2 separate regions of the Homo sapiens genome follow, and region 1 is linked to region 2. The links are chromatin contacts, found by Hi-C in ENCODE. All regions are on one chromosome and are shown on one strand. The core of a region is the stretch at or near the end of the contact, and the rest is flanking DNA. Distances in the headings are between cores, read along the strand shown. Region 1 holds the start of GARS1 (glycyl-tRNA synthetase 1). Region 2 holds the start of TAX1BP1-AS1 (TAX1BP1 antisense RNA 1).

What was found. Hi-C counts contacts between places; a loop is a spot of excess contacts on that map. Pooled maps may share reads with other maps.
Region 1: a map of CD8-positive, alpha-beta T cell shows a loop between it and region 2 (11-fold over the local background). The contact joins the promoter of GARS1 here to the promoter of TAX1BP1-AS1 in region 2. A Hi-C loop is called at or near these places in 3 of 168 maps with a recorded cell type or tissue (B cell, CD8-positive, alpha-beta T cell and naive thymus-derived CD4-positive, alpha-beta T cell), 1 of 37 single-sample maps with no recorded cell type and 6 of 50 pooled maps.

What each region holds. Positions count from the first base shown.
Region 1 is chr7:30,591,964-30,596,690 of GRCh38, forward strand. It overlaps GARS1 (glycyl-tRNA synthetase 1), which reads left to right and starts at 2,915. Exons shown (of 17, transcript NM_002047.4): 1 at 2,915-3,180. The coding sequence starts at 2,959. RefSeq lists enhancers at 2,370-2,983, 2,614-2,963, 2,984-3,597, 3,598-4,211 and a silencer at 4,107-4,206.
Region 2 is chr7:27,739,114-27,744,085 of GRCh38, forward strand. TAX1BP1-AS1 (TAX1BP1 antisense RNA 1) reads right to left here and starts at 1,562. Exons shown (of 2, transcript NR_187572.1): 1 at 903-1,562. It overlaps TAX1BP1 (Tax1 binding protein 1), which reads left to right and starts at 1,049. Exons shown (of 17, transcript NM_006024.7): 1 at 1,049-1,156. RefSeq lists enhancers at 984-1,846, 1,063-1,332, 1,847-2,710 and a silencer at 1,500-1,732.

The DNA of each region.
Region 1 (4,727 bases), core at 1,665-4,164, 2.9 Mb after region 2:
ACTAGAACTCTTATATATTGCTCTTAAGAACATAAAATAATACGACCACATTGGAAAAACTTGTGACAATCTAATAAAATTAAATATGCATCTATTGTTTGACTCAGTAATTCCGCACCTAGATATTTACCCAAGAGAAATGAAAACATATAGCTACAAAAAAAGATGTATGAGAATGTTCACAGCAGCATTATTCATAATGGTCTACAATATGAAACAACCCAAATGTCTATCAACTAGTGAATAAATTAATAAATTATAGTATATTCACACAATGGGATACTTCAGAGCAAAAAAGGGCAAGTTTCTGATATGTGAAACAATATGGATTAATCTCTCACACATTATGGTCAATTAAAGACATCAGACACAGAGTACATATTACATTATTTCATTTATACAACAGTCTAGATCTAAGAGGAAAATAAATGAGAATAGTGATCGCCTGGTTGTGGAGGGTGGGATGACCGGGATGACATGCAAGGGAACTTTGTGGAGTCAGGGGAAAATGTTCTTTATCTTGCTTGGTGTTGGGGTTACAAAAGGATATTGCTTTGTCGAAACCCATTGAACTATACATTTTTGTTCATTTTAATGTATGCAAAATTTATTTCCCTCAAAGAAATGAACTTTAATAAAGCAAGAAAAATATATGATCATACATACACAATACTAGGGCCTCTTGCAGGGCACTTAAAGAGCCCAACAGAGAAAGGGGCTAAACTCACTTGAAGCTTCATTAGCTATGTAGAAAATCTGCCTCTGCCCCCAGCTCACATTCTGGCCCAACACTCACTTAGTTGTGTGACCATGGACAAGCTGTTTGATATCTCAGTCCCTTGAATCCCACATGTGAAAATTCTGAATAACTATAGAACCTATCTCACTAAATTGGTGAATAAATTCCATGAGATAAATTAGAACTAACTGGTACATAGTGAGTGCTCAACAAACATAAACTATTATCATTATTGTGCAGACACAGTTTTCAAAAGAAAACTGTTTGGGAAATTCTTCCAAGGGCCATGAAGAGCCTACTGAAGTGTCCTGAGAAGAGAAGGGACACAGTCAGATTTGCCTTTCAGAAATAATGACTGGGCCGAGTGCAGTGGCTCACACCTGTAATCCCAGCACTTTGGAAGGCTGAGGCGGGCGGATCACGAGGTCAGGAGTTCGAGACCAGCATGACCAACATGGTGAAACCTCGTCTCTACTAAAAATAAAAAAATTAGCTGGGTGTGGTGGCGCACGCCTGTAATCCCAGCTACTCAGGAGGCTGAGGCAGGAGAATCGCCTGAACCCGGGAGGCGGAGGTTGCAGTGAGCCAAGATCACGCCACTGCACTCCAGCCTGGGTGAAAGAGCGAGACTCCGTCTGGAAAAAAAAAGAAAAAGAAAAAAGAAAGAAAGAATGACTGAAGCAGCAGTGGGGAGGATGAATTGGTCGGGGAGGAGGGAAGAACGGATTTGGAGTCCTTTCAGGACTGTCCTAACATGAAAATGGATGAGACATTATTGATCTAAGGAATTTTTTAGAAATAAAATAGTTTTATTCAAAGGATATAGAATTTCAACATTTTAATAAAAATCTAAATAAAAATAAAAGTAAAACTTAAAATGATTTTTCACATTTAAAGATATTAAAATAAATTCAAAATTGCCTAGTAAAATAAAAGCCAAATAAATTATAATTAATATCAAATCTTGAAATAAAAGTGTTTAAAAATATAATTGTTCAATATTGCAGAAGGTTCTTAAGCAACCCACCCTGCTCATGTTGAATTGTAAGTACTTCTCCAGAACTGCACACTGGAACGGGAAGAGAAATAACATGGACTTTCACACCATTAGGAAAGGAGACTTCATTATACTGAGCCCGTCTACTCCTGCACACTCCTGGGGTGGGATTGTGGGTCACAGGGAGACGTACGTGCATACTGCCGAAGAGCTCCCAAGTGGCTGGCTGCACCAGTTAACACTCCCCTGAGCAGTGTAGGGGAGTCTCAGAGGGTCACTTGGCATTTTCCATCATTTTCATTTTAGCCATTTTTGCAGGTGTGCGCAATGCTGTTTTTATAACCAACACATCATTTTTCTCTTCCTTTCCTGGAGGGGGAACCCAGCTTTTCTAGGCCCTCCACCCTTTGGGCAGGAGGAACTGGGTGTGTGGGGCGGGGGGAAGCCATCTCTGGGTGGTTGGTCAGCTGGGGCCTAACCACAGGAGGCAGATAGACTGAGGCTATGCCAAGCAGAAAGACTTATCAGGCACCTCTTGCCTTTCCTCATCTCTGCCGGTTCAAATCCTGCTCGCCCCGCAAGGGCAGATTGGAATTTACCTTCTCCAGAAAGCCTGGGGTGACTCTATCCCCTCACTCCTCCTCCCCCGTTCGCCAGCTTTTGTCTTGACATCGGCGGACCAAGAATGTGTGACTCTGGGCAAATCATTAACCTCTCTGGGCCTATTTCCTTATCTGGGGAACATCTGCACTTGAGCAACAGAAGTCTAAGATCCCTATCTGATTTGATGTTTTGCGACCCTTTTAAGGCGCAGGGCGCGAAAGAACAGAAACAGAAGTGTCCGTTCAAGTAGGTCGGCCGGGGTGTCACTCGTATAAAAACCTATGCTTTGAAGGTTCTCGTGTGTCTCGGCCTGCAGGTCTCGCTCAGAGCTGTGTCCCTGAACATCCACCCTGCTGGGGTGGCTTGACGCACTTCTGTGCAAATCTGTTCGCTCGCAACCCTACCTACCTCTCTCCCGAACCGGAGAAAACCTTCGGCGGGGTCCTTCCGGGTTTTGTGTCGAATCTGCGGCGGCGACCCGGCGCCGCGTCACGCGGTGGTGAATGTGCGGCAGCACGCGCGCCGCGTCGTTTACGCGGCGATTTCATCATGCTCCGAGCCGGGCGGCGCGCGCCGCTTCCGTCGCCACCCTCTCTGGACAGCCCAGGGCCGCAGGCTCATGCCCTCTCCGCGTCCAGTGCTGCTTAGAGGTGCTCGCGCCGCTCTGCTGCTGCTGCTGCCGCCCCGGCTCTTAGCCCGACCCTCGCTCCTGCTCCGCCGGTCCCTCAGCGCGGCCTCCTGCCCCCCGATCTCCTTGCCCGCCGCCGCCTCCCGGAGCAGCATGGACGGCGCGGGGGCTGAGGAGGTGCTGGCACCTCTGAGGCTAGCAGTGCGCCAGCAGGTACCGGTGTTTTGCGCTCTCCGCTAAGCCTCCGGCTCTCCTCCCAGGGCCTTCTTCTGGTCATCCTTCCCTCCTCCCCGGGGAACTGTCCTCCTCTTCGGTTACCCCTTTCTTTCCCTTCATCCTCTGGCGTCTTCTTCGCCTCCCCCACTTTGGTCCCAAGTCCCCCGTGCGTCAGCCACCTCCTCTCCCGCGGACCTCCGTCCTCCTCTCTTTTTGGATGACTCCCTGGAACCCCTCCGACTTCCTGCGTCCCTCTCCGGCTCCGTTCTCCCTTCCCCATTCTGTCACAGCCCGCGTCTCCTCTATTTCCAGTGGGGCTGGGATCTGTGACCCTTTGGTTGTCCTCGCCTCCTAACTGAATAACCTTAACTTCAGTTTTCCAGGCTCTGCTGTACTCTTTGTGCACCCTGGGTGGAAAGCCTCCTAATTCTTTCAGTGGTCAATGATGAGCCGAAAAACTGCCGGTTCTTTCGTCTTACGGCCAGGCCCTTTAATCTTTAGGATGCTTTGATAGTGTTTCCCCCTTAACATCTTCCTTCATTCAGTGCTTAGTTTAGCGGAATGATTGGCTGAGAAAATAGAATTGAAATGTGGATGTGGGGAGGTGTCGAACTTTTCTATTAATGCTGTGAACTCATCATCCTTTGCTCTTGTCATCTTTTCTGGCTTCTGAAAAGGCCGTTTGGAACCAGTGAGCCCTCAGATCGTAAACCTGGGAAACTAAGTGTTGCGGAGTGAAGTCAGCCATCCTTAGTATGGAATATTTTGACATTTGATTTTCCCGAAGGTGAGGGAAGGTTTCATGGGCTGAAGGACTTGGTGATTTAATATAGACCTCCTTTTCCTAGGGCACTGCCATAGAGTTTAGAATTTAGAGATATCAAGGAAAAGATTATTTCAGATGATTCCCATATGCAATTAGGGAGAGCCAGAGCTTGCAGTAGGACCCCGGAGATCATGACTTAGTAGTAAACACCAAACGGGTTTCTCCTGCATGGGCGCCTGATGCAATAATTTGCCTTAGCTACAGAGGGTGGAACCCTATCTCGGAAATAATTCATTGGGGCATAGCTGCCGCAAATTCAGCCACTTTGCCATCTGTCCTCTTCGCTGGTTTGAGCCTGACCGATTTTAATAAATAGCCTTTCATTTTGAAATATCACCACGGGCTTAACTTTTTTCTTCATGATTGGTGTCAGAACACCGATTGCATATTCTGTCTCCCTCCACCCACCTTCCACTCCACAAATAAAATTAGGTGTGGTTCCTTTGTCTTTTCTTAACTTGCCATTTTAAAAAATATCCTTCCCTTTAGAAGGAAGCATACAACTAATTTGGAGAAAAAAAAAAACCACCACACCCAAACCCCTCCCTCTGCCACGTTAGCCTGGAACTGCAGTGAAAATCATCCATCGGTAGTTAAGACAGGATCTAGTTAACTAAAGTAAACTTTGATCGCGGCAGCTTTCCGATGCTACTAACTACTGTCTTGTGTATTGTTTATGTTGTCTTGATTATTGTTTTGTACTTTAAGATATTTTCCG
Region 2 (4,972 bases), core at 312-2,811:
TCTTCTGAAATTCTATGATCAAGTATAATACCCAGCACAAGACCAAGTTCAAAAATGTCAATACACAGGAAACAAATCAGTCTGTAAATATTGAGAACCTATGTTATCAAAGCTAATGTCTTCTGAAATAACTGGAAGTAAAGATGAAAGTATATGAAAGATAATTTTGAATGTTCTGTATTTAGAATGTGCTTCAACATTTAATGCGATCTAATTTACATATCCTTTCTGGTGCTATTGCAAGGTTTGTCAGGGTTTTACGGCAACAGAAGACTATGATGAATTCGAATGGGACACATTTGCTTCTGTGGAGTTACGATTCAAACTGAATGTCCAATATAGGAAGGCAACATATACAACAAGCAAAAGTGATTTTAGAAATAACAGAACGCGGGAGAAAATTCACACACGGAAAATGATACGGATAACAAAAGCAGGTAACTCACAGAAATGCGGCTAGAAAAGAGGCCTCTGCTGGAGCGAGAGCAAATAGAATCAGAGGGCATTAGAACTGAAAAGCTCCTAGGAGCTTTCAGTGAACAAAACTTCATAGCCAAAAAAGCACACGACTGGGCCAGGAGTTCAGAGACAGTCTTGGTGCTCAGGGGTTTGCAGCCCTAGCCGTGTGGTCACTCCCTTGCTTCTCTGGCTATTTCCTTATCTATAAAATGAGTGGGCTAGTTTAGGCCGACTGAGACGCAGACAGGGATACGGTACTGTCCATGGACCTCTGAGCTGCCCTTTCCACATCGCTGGTGAGTTACTTAAACCTCCTGTGTGTTTCCCCCTTTCGTATGTCAAAATAATAACATAAAATCAGAATGTAAATCCAGACGCATTGTTTTGCTGCGATTAAGTTGAACGAAAATAGCAAGGACGAAGTAAGGAGAGAGCCAGCCTACCCGCGGGATGAGGCGTCCCGCGGCGGAGTGGGCTGGGGGCGTGTCGTCGCGGAGGGGAGCGGCGAACCAGGCAGGAGGCGGAAGAGACCGCCCCGTGGGCGGAAGTGACGCAAGGCCTACTGTCGGCTGGGAGGGGAGGTGTAGCCGGTCTTTGGGGGTAGGCGGTAGTGGCGGAAGAGGTTCGGCGGCTGATGGCGGATCAGGATCGGAAGCCTGCGTAACTTTCTCCCTTGATCCGGGAGTCTTTCCACTGGGTAAGGCGCCTCCCCGGTCCACCCCAGCGCCTTGTGCGGGGCGGCCTCCAGCTGCATCTCTTTTAGGGCTCGTGCTACACCCTTCAGCCCCTGTACTGTAGGGGCCTGGCCGGTCTCGGGAGAGGTCTCTGTGGTGACGAGGCTTTCCTTCCCGAAGACAAACCTTCCTTTCCAGACTGCGATTGTGACGGGGGTGTGGGCGACTCGGATCAGCTGTGGAGTTTTGGAATGGCAACGGGTGGCCGCCCCACGCGGTGGGAGGCCCGTGGGACAGGCCTTCGCGATTTGGGGGAGGCGTGTGGGACGGGGGCCCTTTGGCTGGGGACGAGTGACGCTGGCGACCCCCGAAGGAAAAGCTTCTGGTGTCCAAGGCTAAACTCTGGGGTGACTGTTTTGAGGGCAGTGTGGGTTTTACCGGCGCAGTAAGCTGAGAAAACACGTAGGTCGCGTCCGAGAAGGACGCTGGGGTTTGCCTTTGCGGAGAGAAACCCAGCTGTTTTGGTTTGAGTCGCCGGTGGCGAAGGGGGCGGAGACTCCCTGCGCCGCCTACTTTTGAGGGCCGCGGGCGGAGTTGGCGGTTCTGGCTGATGGCCTGCTTCACCTGGAATCCATTCCCCACCCCGCCCCGTTCGCAAGGTGTGGACTAGTCCCGACCGACTTGCACTCCTGGCTTAGGGAATCTGTGGCTAGAGTTTAGCGTGCGCGCGCGCGCGTACACCTTATTAGTAAAAAATTGAGCTTAGCGTGCGTCTGTGTGGGTGTGTGTACACACCTTATTGGTAAAAGTTTTGTTAGAAAACACTGGCATTTGACTTTAGACATACACAGTGTTAGATTTCCGGTTTCACACAGTGGTTATGAATTGCTATTATGTTAGGCTTTAGATGGGAAAATAAATCTTGATTTTTCAGCTGTCTGCATTCTGCTAATGTTAAAATTTCTACGAGCTGTGCACGAACAATTAATAGTTACAAGTTTGGTGCTCAATTCCTAAAGGATTTAAAGAGATCATTTGAATAGAAACTAAAAGTGGGTCGATCGTCCTCAAAGTGCTTTTCGGGTTTAGGGAAGGAGCTTAGGACAGCCTTTCTCTTTCGTTCTGTTCCTTTCAAGGGTAAACTTGAAGGATTGTTTGATGATGCCGACTTCTAATAAGGTTTTATTTATTTTTCAAACTGATTGTTCAACTTCAAAGAACATTGTAGTTTTTGTTTTCTAGTCATCACGTTCTTTTTTTTTTTTTTTCCTTGAGATGGAGTCTTGCTCTGTCTCCCAGGCTGGAGTGCAGTGGCGCGATCGCGGCTCATTGCAACCTCCGCCTCCCAGGTTCAAGCGATTCTCCTGCCTCAGCCTCCTGAGTACCTGGGATTACAGGCGCGCACCACCACACTGAAGGGGTGGGTTGCCCCTCCACACCTGTGGGTGTTTCTCGTTAGGTGGAATGAGAGACTTGGAAAAGAAAAAGACACAAAGTACAGAGAAAGAAATAAGGGGATCCGGGGAACCAGCGTTCAGCATATGGAGGATCCCGCCAGCCTCTGAGTTCCCTTAGTATTTATTGATCATTTGTGGGTGTTTCTCCGAGAGGGGGCTATGTCAGGGTCACAAGACAATAGTGGGGAGAGGGTCAGCAGACAAACACGTGAACAAAGGTCTTTGCATCATAGACAAGGTAAAGAATCAAGTGCTGTGCTTTTAGATATGCATACACATAAACATCTCAATGCTTTACAAAGCAGTATTGCTGCCCACATGTCCCACCTCCAGCCCTAAGGCGGTTTTTCCCTATCTCAGTAGATGGAACGTACAATCGGGTTTTATACTGAGACATTCCATGCCCAGGGACGGGCAGGAGACAGATGCCTTCCTCTTGTCTCAACTGCAAGAGGCATGCCTTCCTCTTATACTAATCCTCCTCAGCACAGACCCTTTACGGATGTCGGGCTGGGGGATGGTCAGGTCTTTCCCTTCCCACGAGGCCATATTTCAGACTATCACATGGGGAGAAACCTTGGACAATACCTGGCTTTCCTAGGCAGAGGTCCCTGCAGGCTTCCACAGTTTTTGTGTCCCTGGGTACTTGAGATTAGGGAGTGGTGATGACTCTTAAGGAGCATGCTGCCTTCAAGCATCTGTTTAACAGAGCACATCTTGCACAACCCTTAATCCGTTTAACCGTGAGTTTGACACAGCACATGTTTCAGAGAGCACGGGGTTGGTGGTAAGGTCATAGATTAACAGAATCTCAAGGCAGAATAATTTTTCTTAGTACAGAACAAAATGGAGTCTCCTATGTCTACTTCTTTCTACACAGACACAGTAACAGTCTGATCTCTCTTGCTTTTCCCCACACATACCCGGCAAATTTTTGTATTTTTAGTAGAGACGAGGTTTCTCCATGTTGGTCAGGCTAGTGTCGAACTCCTGACCTCTTGATCCGCCTGCCTCGGCCTTCCAAAGTGCTGGGATTACAGGTGTGAGCCACCGCACCCAGCCCATCACGTTCTTAAATTGTAGACCGCTGTTTATAGTTCTCACTGCAGCCATGTTTGTAGAATTAACCAGCAAATACCTTTTCCATAACAAAAGTAAAATTTTGGAATTCAAAGTTTCAACCTTTTTAATAATGTTAAAATAATCATGAAAGATCCTAATGATGCTCCTTGTATACTTCTTTTGGGGACTTTGTTGTATTCTTTTGGAATGGATATGTTAAATCTGGGCTTTATGCATTTCTGTCTTTTTAAAGCTTATTTTGTCCCAAATAAACCTTTAGAAGAAGATAAAAATGTCCTCTACCCTAATATGTGTGGGCCAATATCATAGCATTTTAGAAACCAACTTATAAAAATCTAAAAAGTAAATAAAAGTGGTGCGGGTGATACCTGGGCGGAATGTCTTGGCACTCAGGTGTAAAGGATTCTGGAAATAGGGATGTCTGCAAGGGTGCAAATTAATAGACTGGGGCTTTTGCTGTTGCCTCCTAGAAAAATTGCTGATTACATTTTTTGGGAGCAGAGGTCTGTTGAGAGTTGTTAGTCTTTCTTTTTTTGAGCCACAGTGTGAATAATTGGAAACTATTTGAATGCTGGACATTTTTTCCTTTCATATGTTTGTGTGTCCTATCGGATTAAAGTTTGGAGATAATTCTAAAGGTTTTTTAGCTGAAGATGTGAAAAACTTTCAGTAACTCTATCAACCATTACCTGAATTACAACACTTCTAAGGGTACAAAGCGTTCATATTCTAAAATGCAGTGTTTCTGCTACAGTGGGTCATATGTGGAGTGTTACTAATCTGTTTCATTTCTTTATTTGCTTTGGTTTTACTATTACAGAAATTTTCAAACATACACAAAGGAGAATGAACAGTAAAATGAACCGACACTTTACTAATCTTGTTTTATTACCCCCTCTAACATTAATTTTTTCCCCTGGAGTTTTTAAAGCAAATCTTAGACATCAAGACATTTCACTTACAGTTAGTTTAGTATCTTTATTTTTTTTTTTTTTTTTTTTTTTTTTTTTTTTTTTTTTTTTTTTTTTTTGAGACGGAGTCTCGCTCTGTCGCCCAGGTCGGACTGCGGACTGCAGTGGCGCAATCTCGGCTCACTGCAAGCTCCGCTTCCCGGGTTCACGCCATTCTCCTGCCTCAGCCTCCCGAGTAGCTGGGACTACAGGCGCCCGCCACCGCGCCCGGCTAATTTTTTGTATTTTTAGTAGAGACGGGGTTTCACCTTGTTAGCCAGGATGGTCTCGATCTCCTGACCTCATGATCCACCCGCCTCGGCCTCCCAAAGTGCTGGGATTACAGGCG